2 separate regions of the Homo sapiens genome follow, and region 2 is linked to region 1. A link is a loop called in an ENCODE intact Hi-C map of the cell type or tissue named here. Cell type or tissue: ascending aorta. All regions are shown on one strand. Region 1 overlaps LTBP1 (latent transforming growth factor beta binding protein 1). Region 2 overlaps LTBP1 (latent transforming growth factor beta binding protein 1).

What was found. Hi-C counts contacts between places; a loop is a spot of excess contacts. Peaks named below come from ENCODE experiments on the same cell type or tissue, not always from the same donor. Only the 100,000 strongest peaks of a DNase experiment are listed, where the experiment ranks them.
Region 2: a loop joins it to region 1, with 6 times the contacts of the local background. A loop is called at or near these places in 54 of 110 quality-filtered maps.

What each region holds. Positions count from the first base shown.
Region 1 is chr2:33,028,766-33,036,765 of GRCh38, reverse strand. All of the region lies in intron 3 of LTBP1 (latent transforming growth factor beta binding protein 1), which reads right to left. Among named protein-coding and RNA genes, the nearest start is that of LTBP1, 86 kb to the right of the region's middle. In ascending aorta, CTCF peaks have their summits at 1,857 (motif pointing left) and 3,023; DNase peaks (open chromatin) are centred at 566, 1,805 and 2,773; H3K4me3 peaks cover 2,834 bases; H3K27ac peaks cover 2,207 bases.
Region 2 is chr2:33,368,790-33,376,789 of GRCh38, reverse strand. The region is part of intron 31 of LTBP1 (latent transforming growth factor beta binding protein 1); the gene reads right to left. Among named protein-coding and RNA genes, the nearest start is that of MIR4430, 46 kb to the left of the region's middle. In ascending aorta, a CTCF peak has its summit at 3,625 (motif pointing right); a DNase peak (open chromatin) is centred at 2,619; H3K27ac peaks cover 4,925 bases.

The sequences.
Region 1 (8,000 bases):
CATCACGAGGCTGGGCACAGTGTCTCACGCCTGTAATCCCAGCACTTTGGGAAGACAAGGTGGGTGGATCAACTGAGGTCAGGAGTACAAGACCAGACTGGCCAACATGGTGAAACCCCGTCTCTACTAAAAATACAAAACTTAGCCAGACATGGTGGCACACACCTGTAATCCCAGCTACTTGGGAGGCTAAGGCAGGAGAATAGCTTGAACCCAGGAGGCGGAGGTTGCAGTGAGCTGAGATTGCCCCACTGCACTCCAGCCTGGGTGACAGAGTGAGACTCCGTCTCAAAAAAAGAAAAAAAAAAACGTTCATCATGACCCTGTTGTAACAGCAAAACACTAAAAACAACCCAGTGTTCATTATCAGTAGAAATGATAAATTGTAGTATACTGACATAATGGGCTACTGTAAAAAGTAAAAGAATCCCCAGCTTTAATCAGTGGTTCTCAAAGTGCAGACCCCTCCAGCAGCATTCAGCATTGGCACCACCTGCGAGTTTGTCAGCCACCCAAATTCTCCACCCCTCCCCAGACCCACCAAATCGGAAACTCTGAGGTGGGGCCCAACAAGCCGTATTTTATCTAGCAAGCCCTCCACCGGCGATTCTGATTCATGCTCCAGTTTGAGAGCCACTGTTACAGAAGAATGTCAAAAACACCTTGAGCAAGAAAAGCAAGTCTCAGAAGAATACAAACAATATGACATTTGTTTAAAAGTCAAAAACTAAACAGCACAGTATCCAGATATACCTAAAAATGTGGTAACACTATAAAGAAAAGCAGGAAATAACTGATATAAATTATTTTCTGGGAAAAAAGGATAAAGGAATTAACAAGGACCACGTAAGAGCCTCTAAGATAATGACAACAGTGTTTTTATTTCTTCAGCTACGTAGTGGGTACAACAGTTTGGGTTTTTTTATTACTATCCTTTAAAATATGTGTGTTGTAAATTATAATCATTATGAACGATCTCTTTTCTAAAAAGAAAAAATGCTGAACTGAGGTTGAGAATGTCAAGTCGTGAACGTAGAATTATACCCCATGTGAACTCAATTCTAACAAACGGCCTACAAAAAATTGAGTACACAGCAAGTGTTAAATATTTGTAGACTATTAAATGTTTACAGTGATTTGATATGCTTTTGCATTCTTCTCCATTCTTCCGAATTTCTCACAATGCATAAAACAACCCAAAAAGAATTTTTTATCTAGAAAGTATGAAGAAATACAGTAGACTATAAAATAATTTGGTGTCCACCTCACCATCACTCCCATTTCAAGCTTGCTCTCTTTTCCGGATTTAAAATTCAAATCCTGACTACACAGTTTAGCCTATGAAAAGATAATGGTCTTCTATTCTGGTCTCAAAATGTGTTTTTCCTCTCTAATTTTTCAAAACACTTTCATGGAACTCTACGCAGTTTTGCTTACTTCTCATCTCCATATCAAGGTATATAGCCAGTTAGAATTTTTTAAATTAAAAGCAATTTATGTGTCATTTAGAACTAAGTAAAACTACACAAGAAAATCTCTTATAAATCATACAAGGACTGCTTTAAGAAACTCATTTGTTTCTAATTTATTTTCTCCATTAGCAACGTGTTGCTAAAATCACAAGAGAATAGAACATTGCTCATATGAATTAATTCCTATCCATCGGCAACAAGGGGAACCAAGGGTCGGCTACGGCATCCAAAGAAAGGCAATTATGCACAATGAGCAAAGAAGGTGGTTCGAGGTTGCACTGCCAAGAAATGACATATTCCAGTGGAGTTAAACCCCCCTCTTCAAATTTTGGCATTCTGCGGTATAAAAATAAAACTGAAGAACATTGAAAAGCAAAGCTTGCCACCTGCTGCCCACTGGCATAATCGTAAATGTTCAAATTGCATCCTTTTTTTTTTATTTAAACCCTTCTACTAATTGATTGGCATGGATATTTCCATATTGCGTATTTATTCATTTTCACCAGTCTCTGAGAGGAAATGTCAGCCCCTCAAATTTTTAACCAGATGCTATTTCAAACCCTATACATAATCAGCTATAACCAGTGCACCTCTAACCAGAAAGCAAACCCAACTTCCAAATGGTTATATATGTTGTGTACTGTATATAATAAATCCACCAAAATGCAGTTGTGCTCATTATAGTATCCAGACCAGGGAAGAATTCCTTTGAAAATGTGCCAGCTCTGTCCTATGCTTCCAGGCCTGTCATCATTCTAGATGATATGGAATACAAAACCCATTTTCTGATCCTTATAGATTTTAAAATCCAAACATTAATAGCTTAACTCCCTTCAGCTAGTTTATAAATAGTTGATATACATTCACACTACAAAATTTCAAGTAGAAGCCCAGCTAAAACACCTCAAAGATCAGCTTTAAACATTTAAACTTAAATACCTTAATTATATTAATACCGACAAGTGTTTTCATGGGTTCTGAAAATGTTTTCAGTATTCTTTTTCATTTGCACTTATTCTAAAGAAGTCTGAGAAATAAATGCATTTTAGCCTTTTTTTTTTTTTTAGAACAACAATCCTTCAAGTCTCGTCTCTTTCTTCTAACTCTGTAGATTTGCGTATCCATGCCATCATTCCCTCAAAAACAATCCAGAACGCTGCTAAGGAGAAAGTGAAACTTTGAATTAAAGAAGAAAATGCCATCTGAGAGAAAGATGCCCTAACAGCCAGTCACAAACCCAATTAGGACGGTGAATGATGCAAACACGACTCCATCTGCTCTCCTGTCCCCCAGGGAGCCGGGGAGGGGGTTAGGGCTGTGGCCTCTTGAGAGGCTTATATGGCAAACAGTCTCATCACATCACATCGATAACTCCTGAGGCGCTTTGAAATACAACTTTAAAGGCTTCTGCCTGCTGAAACTGTCCATACGCAAAATAGCACCAAAGCTAGTTGAAGTTTTTTCAAGTTTTGTCTGGGAACTACTATAAAGCAGACAATAAAAAATAATTCATTTTCAAGACAGATGGCACCATAATGTTGCACTATTTTCTAGTGTGCATTTTTTCCTAAACACTAGAGGCAGCGTCTCCATACAAAAGAAAGTCCATCCAGCTGCAGCCAGTTAGCTTTCAGATTGCTGTTTCTGTAGAACATCACACACATTAAAAAAAAAAAAAAGTCCCTTTTTTCCCCCACCATAGTCAGCTCAACCCTTTCTTCTAAAACTCTACAGGAGCTATTATTTCATGCATTATTATTGTCAGTGTTTCTGATCTCTTTCCCGCTTGCATCTGATTGTTCACACCTGAGAACACCTAGAAGTGGTTTGTACTTGTAAGGTTAAAGTTTAGTTAGATCTTCCTACATGCTGTCTGCAATTCAGAAGGGTGCCTGGTGCACACAGGTAATGATACAGTAAGTTAATCCTTTAATTAATTAAATCCAGGCCCATTAACACCAGAACTGGGCTTTGACTGAACAGATAAAATATCTGACTTAATATCAACAGAGGGGACAGTATTACATGTTTTGTCCTATGAAAATATAGCTCTCTACTAAAAATGAAAAAAAAAACCACTTACACTAGAAATGATGGAAGAAACATTCCAGTTATCAATTATTCATTGAAACTAAAGACTATTTAGTTTGGCTGCTAGCACACTGCCTGGCACACAGTAAATATTCAACAAATACATGTGAAATTGAAAGTCCCAATCATTTCTTTTGGTTTCTTGTCAAAGACTTCCTAATGGAGCTTGATCAAATCCTTGTTTTTCATGAACATCCTAAATTATTTGAACATAAAGCTGAGCTTGATCAAATCCTTGTTTTTTATGAACATCCTAAATTAATCTGAACATAAAGCTGATATGGATATGTAAGTTTTTTAAAAGAAGTATAGCATTTCCTCACTAGGTATGAAAAGCATTTCTGATTCTGTGAAAGGCAATTACCATTATTTTTATCAAGCAGCATGTTACTACACTACTTCACAAAGCAAATCACAAAAACTTTCCTAGCAACTTTAGACCTTAATAGCTAAATTAAATGAATATAAGTCTGAAACAAAAACTGCTTTATTAATAGTATCAAATACATATGCAATTTTTGTGTCATACTGTTACTTATTTTATATTATTTTAAATAATAACTAATGAGAATGCAGTCCAGCTAGGAAGACATTTAGAGCCTAACAACCTGTTGGTTATTATACATCTGTGTGTGATTACCCAAGGTTCCTTTCCAGTTCACCAATACAGGATAATCAAGATGTAGGACTTCTGTCACCTAAAGGAGGAGGAATATAGGTGAGTGGATCACTCCTAGTGTAGCAAGAAAAACACAGAGAAGATACACGGAAGTTGATATCGATAGGGGTAGAGATAACAAAAAGTAGTTATGGCAAAGCTATAAAGCCAACAAAGATAAAGGTAGAAAACTCTTGAACATTTGAAACAGGAAAAAAGACCTTGATTATTCTACAGAGCATGATGTGTTAGTTTGATCAACACAGAAGGAAATCAAATCTGGTTTTGATTATGGGTTGATGAATTTGAGTCTAGGGATAGAGTGTAATAAGGAACAGGAAGCCTTCAATGATATCCCCTACTTTCCTGTTCCTAAAGAGGATAAGATTACATATCATTCCATTTAACATAGGTAGAGAGAGAGATCAACATTAGACTACACATAATTCCTTAACCCGAATCCAAAGGAATTATTTTCTTGACTGGCAGTCTGAATCCTTCCTGTTTTAAAGGGAATCAGATCCCTCTCCTCTCAAGTCCCTGTGCAAGACAGACACTCCACAGGGCCAGCTCCTCTAGGCCTCCCTCTCTCTCATCTGCCCAGCAGCCAGCCTCCCAGGCCTTCCCTCACACTCTCTTAGCACCCCACCTGACCTGGCTTTCCAGGGTGAGCCTGACACTTCTTCAGTGACTATCAGAGCCATCTTCATATTCCTCGGAGCCCTACACAGAGCTCCTCTGTCTGACTGTCAAGGCTTTCCATAATTGGACCTGCCCACTCAATCTCATTTCCTGCTATTCTTCAATCCCCACAAAGAGATCAATTCCCCAACAGGAGAATCATTCCCACCCTATCGTCCACCTGTTATTTATTTAAAGGCCAGACTCTCCTTCACTTTTCCAAGTCCTTCCAACTCTGGTCAATGTTCCTTTAGTCCAGTCCTCCAGCCCCTGCCAATCTCCCCCTTCCTTACTCGCCATTAGAATTTATACTATGCACCACATAGTTTAGCAGCTTATTAGGTATTATGCTATGTTATTCAGTATTTTGCAGACACATTAGCCTGATCCCTCCAATTGGAGTACCTAGAACAGTAGTTGGTATGTGGATGGCACTCAGTAAATATCTGCTGATGGAATGAATGAATCAACTATTGAGAATCTGTGTTCTGGGGGCCAGGAGGACTGAGATTCTATCTTCACTATGGTGAACCAGAGATAACGCAACCAGTTAGAAATGCACAGAGAACTTGGAAAGTTATAGATGGTTCAGTAGTATATTACGATTTATGTCTGTGTAAGTCAATAAGCCTCTCAGAAGACCAAAGAATTCTGAAATAAATTACCCAGTCAATGAGTAACAGATTGTATTCTTGTCCTCATGGACAAGGGGGGATTTTTTACAATCCAATTTAAGACGTTTCTTCCAAATTTGAGCATAAAAAAAACCAGAGTACTAATAATATTTTTTGCATAAAAGTACCTTCCCTTGGAGAATTCTTAAATATTTGATAAAAACAATCTTTAATATGAAAAGAGCTCTTAGAAATTAAAGAAAATTATAAGCACATGTAACAGAAAAGGGTGTGAAGATGTTAGTTATCCACATAAAAAATATGAAGGACTTATAAAAATGTGGAAAATGTTCAACCTCACTAAAAAAAACTAAGAAACACAAAATTGCTTCATAAGGTGATAAGATCACACTTCATAAGACCATTCAAAGCCACTAAGACTTCACAGACAGCAATTTATTTATTAAAGACTCATTTGACAGAAGCCGCATTTAGTCTGCTTAAAATATTAAAGGAAAATAATCTAATAAACATAATGCCACTGACTTACATATTTACTTTCACATAAAAGTCACTAAATTAAATTAATACAAAGCAGCACGGCAACAAAGAAATTAATCAAGGAGACTGTGAAGTGTTTCAACTTTATGTAAAGCATTTCAAATATGCACACTAAATTTTCCAACTGTTTAGACTCACAGGTCACCTTTCACCTTTCAAGACGTTAAAGCAATTAAGGTGTGAAATGCCTGCCTCACTACACGGAAATGGTTTTTTCTGAATTTTTTTTAGCTCCTTCAAAATAGCTTCATTAAGCCAGGAGATAAATAGGAGCCACAGGAATGAAAGAGGAATGGAGAGGGAGAGAAAAGAGCTTCATAAATGGGGCAGGGGAAAATGGTTGCTTGTGCCCAGGGGGTAAGGAATGGGAATTGGGAGAGTGTTTCCTTTCAAATTTCTTTTCTTGGAGTGAAGTGCATCCTAATGTCAAAATGTCTATGTCTTCTTCCCGTCTGAGTTAAGAACATCCTTCCTAGAAATATAATTAGGAAGGATTAGCTGCTGCATAAAGAGGCTTTGAACAAATTAAGGAAGACTGATGCCTCACTTCGAATGCTGTCCATCAAACCTCCAAATACCAGCACTTGGCAAAACACCAACGTCAGGCAAAGAAACAAAAGGCAGTGCTCTGAAAGCACTGAAACTCTCGGAAAGAGAGTTTTTTAAAAAATAAATTCTGTGTCTACAGTAGACAGTCCAGCTAATTCTAAACATTTGGGAACAGCTCTCTATATTGGTAACTGACTGTAATGAATAGGTTGTCACATTTCCTTCATGAAACAGAATATGTTTTAGGTGAATCTTTATTGTTTTGAAAATAAACAATTTCTGGTCAAACAACAGTGGTTTACTTGAGAATTCATAAAATAACTACAATTTTTCACTTCTTTATGCCTTTTATTTGAATTTGGGGCTTCAAAAATACTGTGCAAAGTATTTTTCCACTATTTTGTTAAGCGGAGTCAGACACTGACATGTAAACGATGCAAGGAGAACATGGAACAAAAGGTCAGGAAGCCTGGGTTCAAGTCATGACTCTGCTGCAGCCCTGCTGAGTGACTGTGGGCCAGGCATTCAGACACTTGCAGTTATAAAACTTTATGGTTTGTACCGGTTGAAAATTCTGGAAAGTTGGAAGGGAAAGTTGTCCCTAATTTTTGTTCTCTTTTTCATTATGCTCAAATAATAACTTTCTTTTTTTTTTCTTCTTTTGAGATGGAGTCTCACTCTGTTGCCCATGCTGGAGCGCAGTGGCGCAATCTCAGCCCACTGCAACCTCCACCTCTCGGGTTCAAGAGATGCCCCTGCCTCTGCCTCCTGAGTAGCTGGGATTACAGGCACGCATCACCACGCCCAACTAATTTTTGTATTTTTAGTAGAGACGGGGTTTCACCATGTTGGGCAGGCTGTTCTTGCACTCCTGACCTCAGGTGATCCACCTGCCTCAGCCTCCCAAAGTGCTGTGATGACAGGTGTGAGCCATCACGCCCGGACAAATAATAACTAGCAAGTGCCCAGGATAAATTCTATTCAAAGATACTAATATTGATTAAATATTTCTTCTGTGTTTTGGTGAGAGCTAACTCCAATTACTCACACTACTCTAGAACTGTATGATCTCTAAGTGAAAAATAATTAAAGTTTGTCTGAATGTCCCTGTTTGCTTTCTACCAGCACTTGAGCCAAACTTGTGTCAAGGTTCATATCAATATTTAATTGAATATTCATGAGTACTAGGAAATTTCAAGCCCATAAACTGGATTTATAGTACCAGTTTCAGTAATTTTCCCAAGAGGCTGGCTGCCTGGGCTTTGCCGTCAGCCTTTTCCTTGTTAACATGCCTTATGTCTATCACAGCCATTCTAAGTGCAAGGAGCAAGAAGATTCAACACTGCAAGGTCAAGAACATAAGACACAGAAAAT
Region 2 (8,000 bases), 340 kb before region 1:
ATCCTGCTGGCAGCTATTGATCTACTAGGGAATCTCAGTGGGGTGAGGATATCCCCTTAGGAGAAGGTATCTGATTCCTACGGGAGGGCATGTATAGTTGGATAAAAGGTCCTATTTATTTTTTCTGTCCTATTATTCCCTTGAAAGTCACTGCAATGGAAGATACTGATTATAAAAAAACACACATGAGAAACACCTGGGATCCCGTTAGCACGGAAGCAAGAAGGTGCTCCGCATCCTATGGTGGGCAGGGCAGACTCATTACTGAGAGGATGCAGGTCCCAAGTCCTGGTTTTCATTCTCTCATTTCCAACTGGCAATCAGGGTCCTGAATTTTTTCAGCCACTAACCTCAGCTGGCCTAACACAGTAATTCTGCTACAGAAATAATGAAGTTAATTAAGCTTAGAATGTTAACACTTTCTGTGACACGTCTTAGGGTGAGGGCTTTTTCTTGTTATTGTACATGTGTTAGTGCCTAAGAGAATCATATCATCAGAGAACCTGACAGGCCTTGCAACTTCAACTCAAAACTGAATTTAGATTTTGGATTTTAAGTTGAATGAGGATTAGGAGAATTTGATTAGGTTGGTAAACATTATTTAAATTTATTAGGGAATTCAATTTGTTGTGTTTTAAGTTTGGTTTATTAGACTTATAAGAGCTAATTAAATATTTATGAGGAAATGCTTATTAGGATTGTGAGATGGAGACCAAAGTGTTCAAAATTTTAATTAATAGAATTTATATGTAGAAATAACTTTTAAGTTTAATCCGTTCTTTGAGACATATAAACAGTCAACAAATAAAATTGATCTTATTTTATAGAAGGTTATTGGACTTATAAATAGGATGATAAAATGTGAAAGTTGAAATCAAATTCTTAGGAATATCTAGGTTTTAACATTTAAAAATTGAGTACATTGAATGTTCATTAAAACCCAACATAGGCCGGGCGCAGTGGCTGACACCTGTAATCCCAGCACTTTGGGAGGCCGAGGCGGGCAGATCACGAGGTCAGGAGATTGAGGCCACCCTGGCTAACATGGTGAAACCCCGTCTCTACTAAAAAAAAAAAAAAAAAAATACAAAAAAATTAGCCGGGCATGGTGGCGGGCGCCTGTGGTCCCAGCTACTCAGGAGGCTGAGGCAGGAGAATGGCGTGAACCTGGGAGGCAGAGCTTGCAGTGAGCCGAGATCGTGCCACTGCACTCCAGCCTGGGCGACAGAGCGAGACTCCGTCTCAAAATAAACAAACAAACAAACAAACAACTCAACATAATGGTCCTTTGTGTGCATAAAGCCTCTCTTTGACTTCCTAACTTACACTGTAGGAGCCTGGCCGGGCACAGGTGGAGCTTCTCTGCAAGTACACAGGGGTATTCGGGTCTGTGCAATTCCCTGAACACCCTCCTATCCCTCATTGTCTTTGATTCTTGGCCCCTTTCAAAGAGACTTCTAGCACTGGATAACCAGGGAGCAGTGCATGATGAACGTTGACTCATTTCCTAGAACTGGATTTGATTCATAATAATTGCTAACGCCTTTCGCTATGGCGCATTTACTGTAGGCCAATCCTCTCCCATGCATTATCACATTTAACCCTCTTGAGCATGTAAGAGCCATGCATGGATATGGAAGAAATCACTAGGATTTCAAGTGAGGAAATTAACATACGGATCACATTACATCAAAGAGCTACTTTCAGTTTGAATTCACTAATGAATTTTATTTTGCAATAATCTTTTGAGAGTAGTAAAAGTATTTTCAACCTTTCTTTGGGAGGGGTGAGAGAAAGCTTTCTAAATAAATACAGGAGTCCTTTCTTTTTTCTTTTTTGGGAAGGAGTCTTGCTCTGTTGCCCAGGCTGCAGTGCAGTGGCACAATCTTGGCTCACTGCAACAGCCACCTCCCGGGTTCAAGCGATTCTTCTGCCTCAGCCTCCAGAGTAGCTGGGACTAGAGGCACACGCCACCACACCCAGGTAATTTTTGTATTTTTAGTAGAGATGAGGTTTCACCATATTGGCCAGGCTGGTCTCGAACTCCTGACCTCAGAATCTGCCCACCTTGGCCTCCCAAGTGCTGAGGTTACAGGCGTGAGCCACTGTGCCGGGCCAAGAGTCCTTTCAATGAGGAACAACATAACTGGCTTACTGGCCATTTCATATAACATCCATTCAATCTAGTTCCATGGATACCAAGAGTTCAGTCCCACAGAACTGGAACGCTTGCCTGTTTTATAGATATTCTCTGTGCCCGCATGACGGCCACTCGATTTCCTTTTGTATCTTTCTAGTTTGATTTTAATTTTCCATTGTAAGTGACTAGCGGTTATTGTTTCTTTAATTATAATGTTCAGGATCTATGATTGAAATGATAAATGCTTTCATAGTGATTGTATTAATTATCATAACCTCACGAAGAGGTCTCAACTTTGGATAAAGGAGGTTGAAGTAATGTGCCCAGTGCAATGTCACAGAGCCAGGACCAAAAGCAGAAAGAGATCCCTGGATTGCCTAAACCAAAGGCAGTGACCACTCATTGTTTCACAAGTAGGGTGTTCCAAAGTGATTATTAACATTCTTTGGAAACATATTTCTTGGAAAAGCCTTTAAACCGTGACTGCTGACAGGCCTTTTGCAACTATGGCCCAGTTACAATATTTTTTCAAGTTTAGTCCATGAGTCAAATCCCTGTCTTCCTTCACACCTCCAAGGGCATTACGAAACTTCTTGCCCTGAGATCTTTGGGAGCGTCTAAGAGCCATGCACAGATATGGAAGAAATCACTAGCCGAATTGTTTGAAGACATTCCAAATTCTTTACTTTTGCAAAATGATATGAATACTTGGGTAGGTTAGATATTAGGAAGGATTGAAAAATTTTCTGTCACAGCAAATGGTGAATTTATTAAAGTATCATTTGCAGATTTAAAATACATAATATTTAGGAATAAATTATACTAATTATGCATTTCATTAAATACAACTTTACACCTGTTCCAGAATTGTTTGCCTAGTACATAGTAGGCATTCAATAAATAATAAAATAAAGAACATGTAAGTAATTTAACTAAAACTGAAAACAGGTAAGTTATAAATAATTTAGATTTCATTTCAGATCATTTACTTATCTCTTCTTATAAACCACAAGCTGTATATAATTTATATACAGTAATGATAATTCTTCCTAGCATTATTTAAAGGAGTATGAATAACTGACAAATATCTTCTATTCCCCTATAGCACAGTCTACCTTTCTCAAAGGAAGTTGGATACATACTGACATTGCTTTGACTCAACAGATCCTCACTAAGTGCCTATTCACATCATGCCTTTGTGCTTTATTCTTTTATTCAATAGGCATTAAACAAAATCCATTTGCTCTTTCATCAGTCCCAGAACTAGAATTTTTGATTCAGATGTGTAAGTCTGTCTCTTCAAACTGCTCTCTTAGCAACACTGAGAGGACCATGCCTCTGTATGTTGATCAATGTTCGTGTTTCATTAAACTTTGTTAACATTTTTCAATTTATTTTGTGGCACCTTCTGTTTCCTTTGGGACCTCATGTTTTAAAACCATCTTTCTACACCTGAGTAGTCAAGAAATTACCTGTGCTGTAGTACATTACATCGCCAATAGGTGGCATTCTCCCAACACACTAGTTGTCCCGTTTATCAAGTCTTTGTTCCGTTTACTTACAATGTCTAATTACTTTAACAATTTACTTATCAGAAATCTAATTATTTTAACAATATAAAAAGACACTGGGATCCCTGGGTACTTAAGATTCAAATGTTCAAATATGTATAATTTTCTTTCATTTGCAGATCAACGGATTTTGATTTCCATGAGATAATGGCACCCTCTATCTTGTGATTCTTACGTACATTTTCCAGAACATTTAAGCTTATGTTATCTTTTTTCAGATGAAGTCTTGCTCTGTTGTCCAAACTAGAGTGCAGTGGCACGATCTTCGCTCACTGCAACCTCCGCCTCCTGGGTTCAAGCAATTCTTGTGCCTCAGTCTCCAGAGTAGCTAGGATTGCAGGCATGCGCCACCATGCCTGGCTAATTTAGTAGAGATGGGGTTTCACCACGTTGGCCAGGCCAGTCTCAAACTCCTGACCTTAAGTGATCTGCCCACCTCTGCCTCCCAAAGTGCTGGGATTACAGGTGTGAGCCACCACACCCGGTGATTAAGCTTATACTTTTAAGAGTAGCAAAAAATAAAAACATTAAAAAATCATTTTAGATTAAGTGATAGGCATCACTAAAAGTTTTATTTACTGAGAATTATTGACTTGCTTTAGTTCATTAGTCCATTGAATATATAGTTTTTTGTTATTCCTGCCAATGTGTCTGTGGCTACAGATTTGATGACACATTGCCTCTTATTATGCTCATTGTTAGCTCTAAAATCAGTTTTTCTTTTAGCACACAATGTGTGAGACAATTTTAAAATCTCAGCTTTAATTCTTCACTTTGTTACTTTTCTGTTCTAAGGGAGACTATTTAAGATGTGCTTTGGGATCATGGAAAGAGACTCGAGTAACACTGAAGAGGTTAGAACGTAGATTCTGGAGCAAGGGTGCCTGGATTTGAAGCTTCCACTTACTGGTACGTGACCACTGACAGGCATCTTAAGCTTGCTGTGCCTCAGATCCTCTGTCAGAAAAAGGAGGGGTAGTATTCTCCCTTATCCACTAGGGATATGTTCCAAGACCCCCAGTGGATGCCTTAAACTGCAGGTAGTACTCAACCTTATATATACGATCGATTTCTATCAGATAATGGAGCTGCTACTAAGTGACTAATGGGCAAGTAGCATACACAGTATGGACACCATGGACAAAGGGATGGTCCACGTGCTGGGTGGGACACCACCAGATTTCATCACACTACTCAGAACTGCATGCAATTTAAAACTTATGAGTTGTTTATTTTTGGAATTTTCCCCTTAATATTTCGGACCGTGGTTGACTGTGGGTAACTGAAACCAGATAAGGCAGAGGACTACTGTAACTGTATACCTAAGATGGCTTGGCAAGTTAAATATCTCAGTAGATGGAAAACATGTTGAAAATGCCAGGCATTGTGCTATGTATATGTTAGTTATCATTTTTATTATCACTTAGACTGAGAAAAACCAAGCAACAAAAAATCTATATCCAATAAACTCCATATGCAACCAAAGGCCTCAAAGTTCTGATAACTCTATGACTTTCTTCTCTCACAGCGCTAGAAATTCTCAGCAAGATCAAACAATGACCACTCTGTCTTCATTTATGAAATGGATACAATGGCTCGTTTTTCCTGACTTGGTTTCCCAAACAGCTCTGTCTCTCAGAGGCTGACATGACATCACAATAAAGACCACAAATTTGAGGATCCTCCCAAAACAGTTTAGCCACCCAAATCATTTTAAGAGTGGGCAGGATCAGCGGGTACTGTGAAAGGGGAAGGAGAAGAGGAGTCAGGGGCTGCAATGGGGCAAGGAAGGCCTCCAGAAGTCTGAATGGGGAGACAGTCAGTCCATGATACATCCATGGTGAAGGAAAAATCAGGAACTTCCTCCTAGTGCAGTCTGCGGTCTGGCCTCTGTAGTGGAGCATTGAAATGGGATCCTAAGCAGCCCCAGAAATGTATGAATTCTACAATTATGCAATTCTCCTTATGTAAAGCTCCCCTGACACAATCCATCACACTCATTTCCCCTGCATGTGGTACCAATATGCAAGATGCCATCTAACTTCAGAGAACACTATTTAAGCAGCCACTCCTACCTCCTGCACCTACCAGTACTCTCAGATGTAGTTGCTGCTTTAGCAAGAATTAGTGCCCGTGACCTGTTGGACCAGAAGTGTGAAAGCTCGCTCTGGAGCCAAAGCTTTATTTTACACTGCACTTTAATGCTTAAAGCTGATGACAAGTGGTGCGATTTATTCCTTAAATTCCTCCAGCACTGATTCCATCAGTAACGAATTGTTCCCCAAAGCAGTACTGCACTCCTAAGGAAAATGGGATGCATGATGTCTGACAGGCTGGGATTAGTCCAGTGCTTAGATGAAGAGATAGACAACGTGGTCCTTCTCAACGATTAAGATATCCGGGAACAGTATATTTAAAAGGTTCAATGGCAGAAACTATGAACAAACTAGTTTTAAAATTCACATATTCTTTGCTTCCTTTATGATAGATAACTACCAGCATTAACGTAGGTTTTAACAAAATAAAGTTAGATGCTATTAGATGGCTCTAGAGCTTTGCTTCCTCCTCAGAGGAAGCAGCAGCAGCAGCAGCAGCTTGGGACTTATCAGAAATGCAGAATCCTGTGTCTCGCGCCCCGCCCCATCTTTTGCAAGTGAGAAACCAGAATCTGTTTTTTGATAAGCTCCCCCAGGTAACTGACATGCCCATTAATGTTTACGAAGCAGTGGTCTAGAAAAGACAGTCTTACATTAAGAACAATTATTTCTGCATTTGTCTACGCTTAATTTATGTTCACATGCTATTAGGTAACTGTAGATTTTATAAGATCCTTTGGATTTTAATTACATTTGAAAATGCATTTGATCTGAGACGCCTATTAGTGGCAGCCATAGTTGTTAGTATCTTCTGAAAACTTACCATGTGTCAAACACTATTTGAAGTGTTCACGTATTATTTAATTCTCACAACCACCCTGAAAGGCAGATATTATTTTCACATGAGAAACTGAGGTACAGAGAGAGAAAATTAACAAGGTCATGGGGAAAAGAAGTTGCCAAACCAGGATGCAAAGGCAGGGCAACCTGGTTCTGGGGCACATGTGCTAACCCTGATGCCCTGGGGCTCCTCTTAGTTCACTCCACTCCAGCAAACATGTGCTTTGCAACAAGAGATGGTTTTGTGTAAATGTGACTACATGATTAGGTGCCAATGAAGGGAATGCCAACTAATCATAGGACCTGTGGAAAAGTTTAATTTCACTGTGTACTTCTCTCTGGATTCAGAATAGATGATCCATAAGCCTAGTTCTAGGTCCGTAATTTTGGTAGTATAAAAGAAAAGTTCCCCTGTGTCTACCAAATACAAAAAATTATTTTTGTGTGTGTGGTGGTGCGCGCCTGTAATAGGTGGGAGAATCTCTTGAACCTGGGAGGTGGAGGTTGCGCTGAGCTGAGATCCCGCCACTGCACTTCAGCCTGGGTGACAGAGCGAGACTCTGTCAAAAAATAAAAAAAGTTCCTTTGGGGCTACCTCCCTAATTCCTATATACTCCAACAGATATATTTCGAAAGCAGTTTTCAACATGCGTTTCCTGGAACCCTGGGGTCCTTCACAGGGGCCTCAAGAGCCTAAGTAGTTGTTCTCGCCAACCAGCCCACCCAGCATCTTTAATGTCAATGAATGTGTATGCTGGAGGTTAAAATTACAATACAGTTAACAAAAAAACTACCATTGTTTTTTAAAAAGTAACGGATTGGAAAGCACTGATTTTGGTTTGGCTGACCATGTACACTAGAGATTCTTCTTGGACATTTTATCATAATAACTGTGGATATACAAACTAGAAACAGTATAGCAATGAAGCTAATCTTTTTTTTTTAAATTTGGCATGTGTTATCTTTTTTCCCCTGATATTCTGTATTTTTCCAAAAATATTATATAATATGTACTTCATATGTATTTGTTCTAATCTACTTTTTAAAATGTTTTTTGAAAACTTTAGTTGAAAACAATTTATGCAATATTCTGAAATCCATATTTTTAGAATAAATATTTAAAATAAAATTCATTTTTAGAATATTGCTACATTATTCAAAAATTCATTTCTCATAACAAAATACTTGAAGGTTTTTAAACCTAGTCAATTAAATTGAGTGTAAATTTTTACAGTATTTTGGGGGTATAATTTTATTTATCTATTTGAGACAGGGTCTGGCTCTGCTGCCCAGGATGGAGTGCAGTGGTGCGATCTTGGCCCACTGCAACCTCTGCCTCCCGGGCTGAAGCCA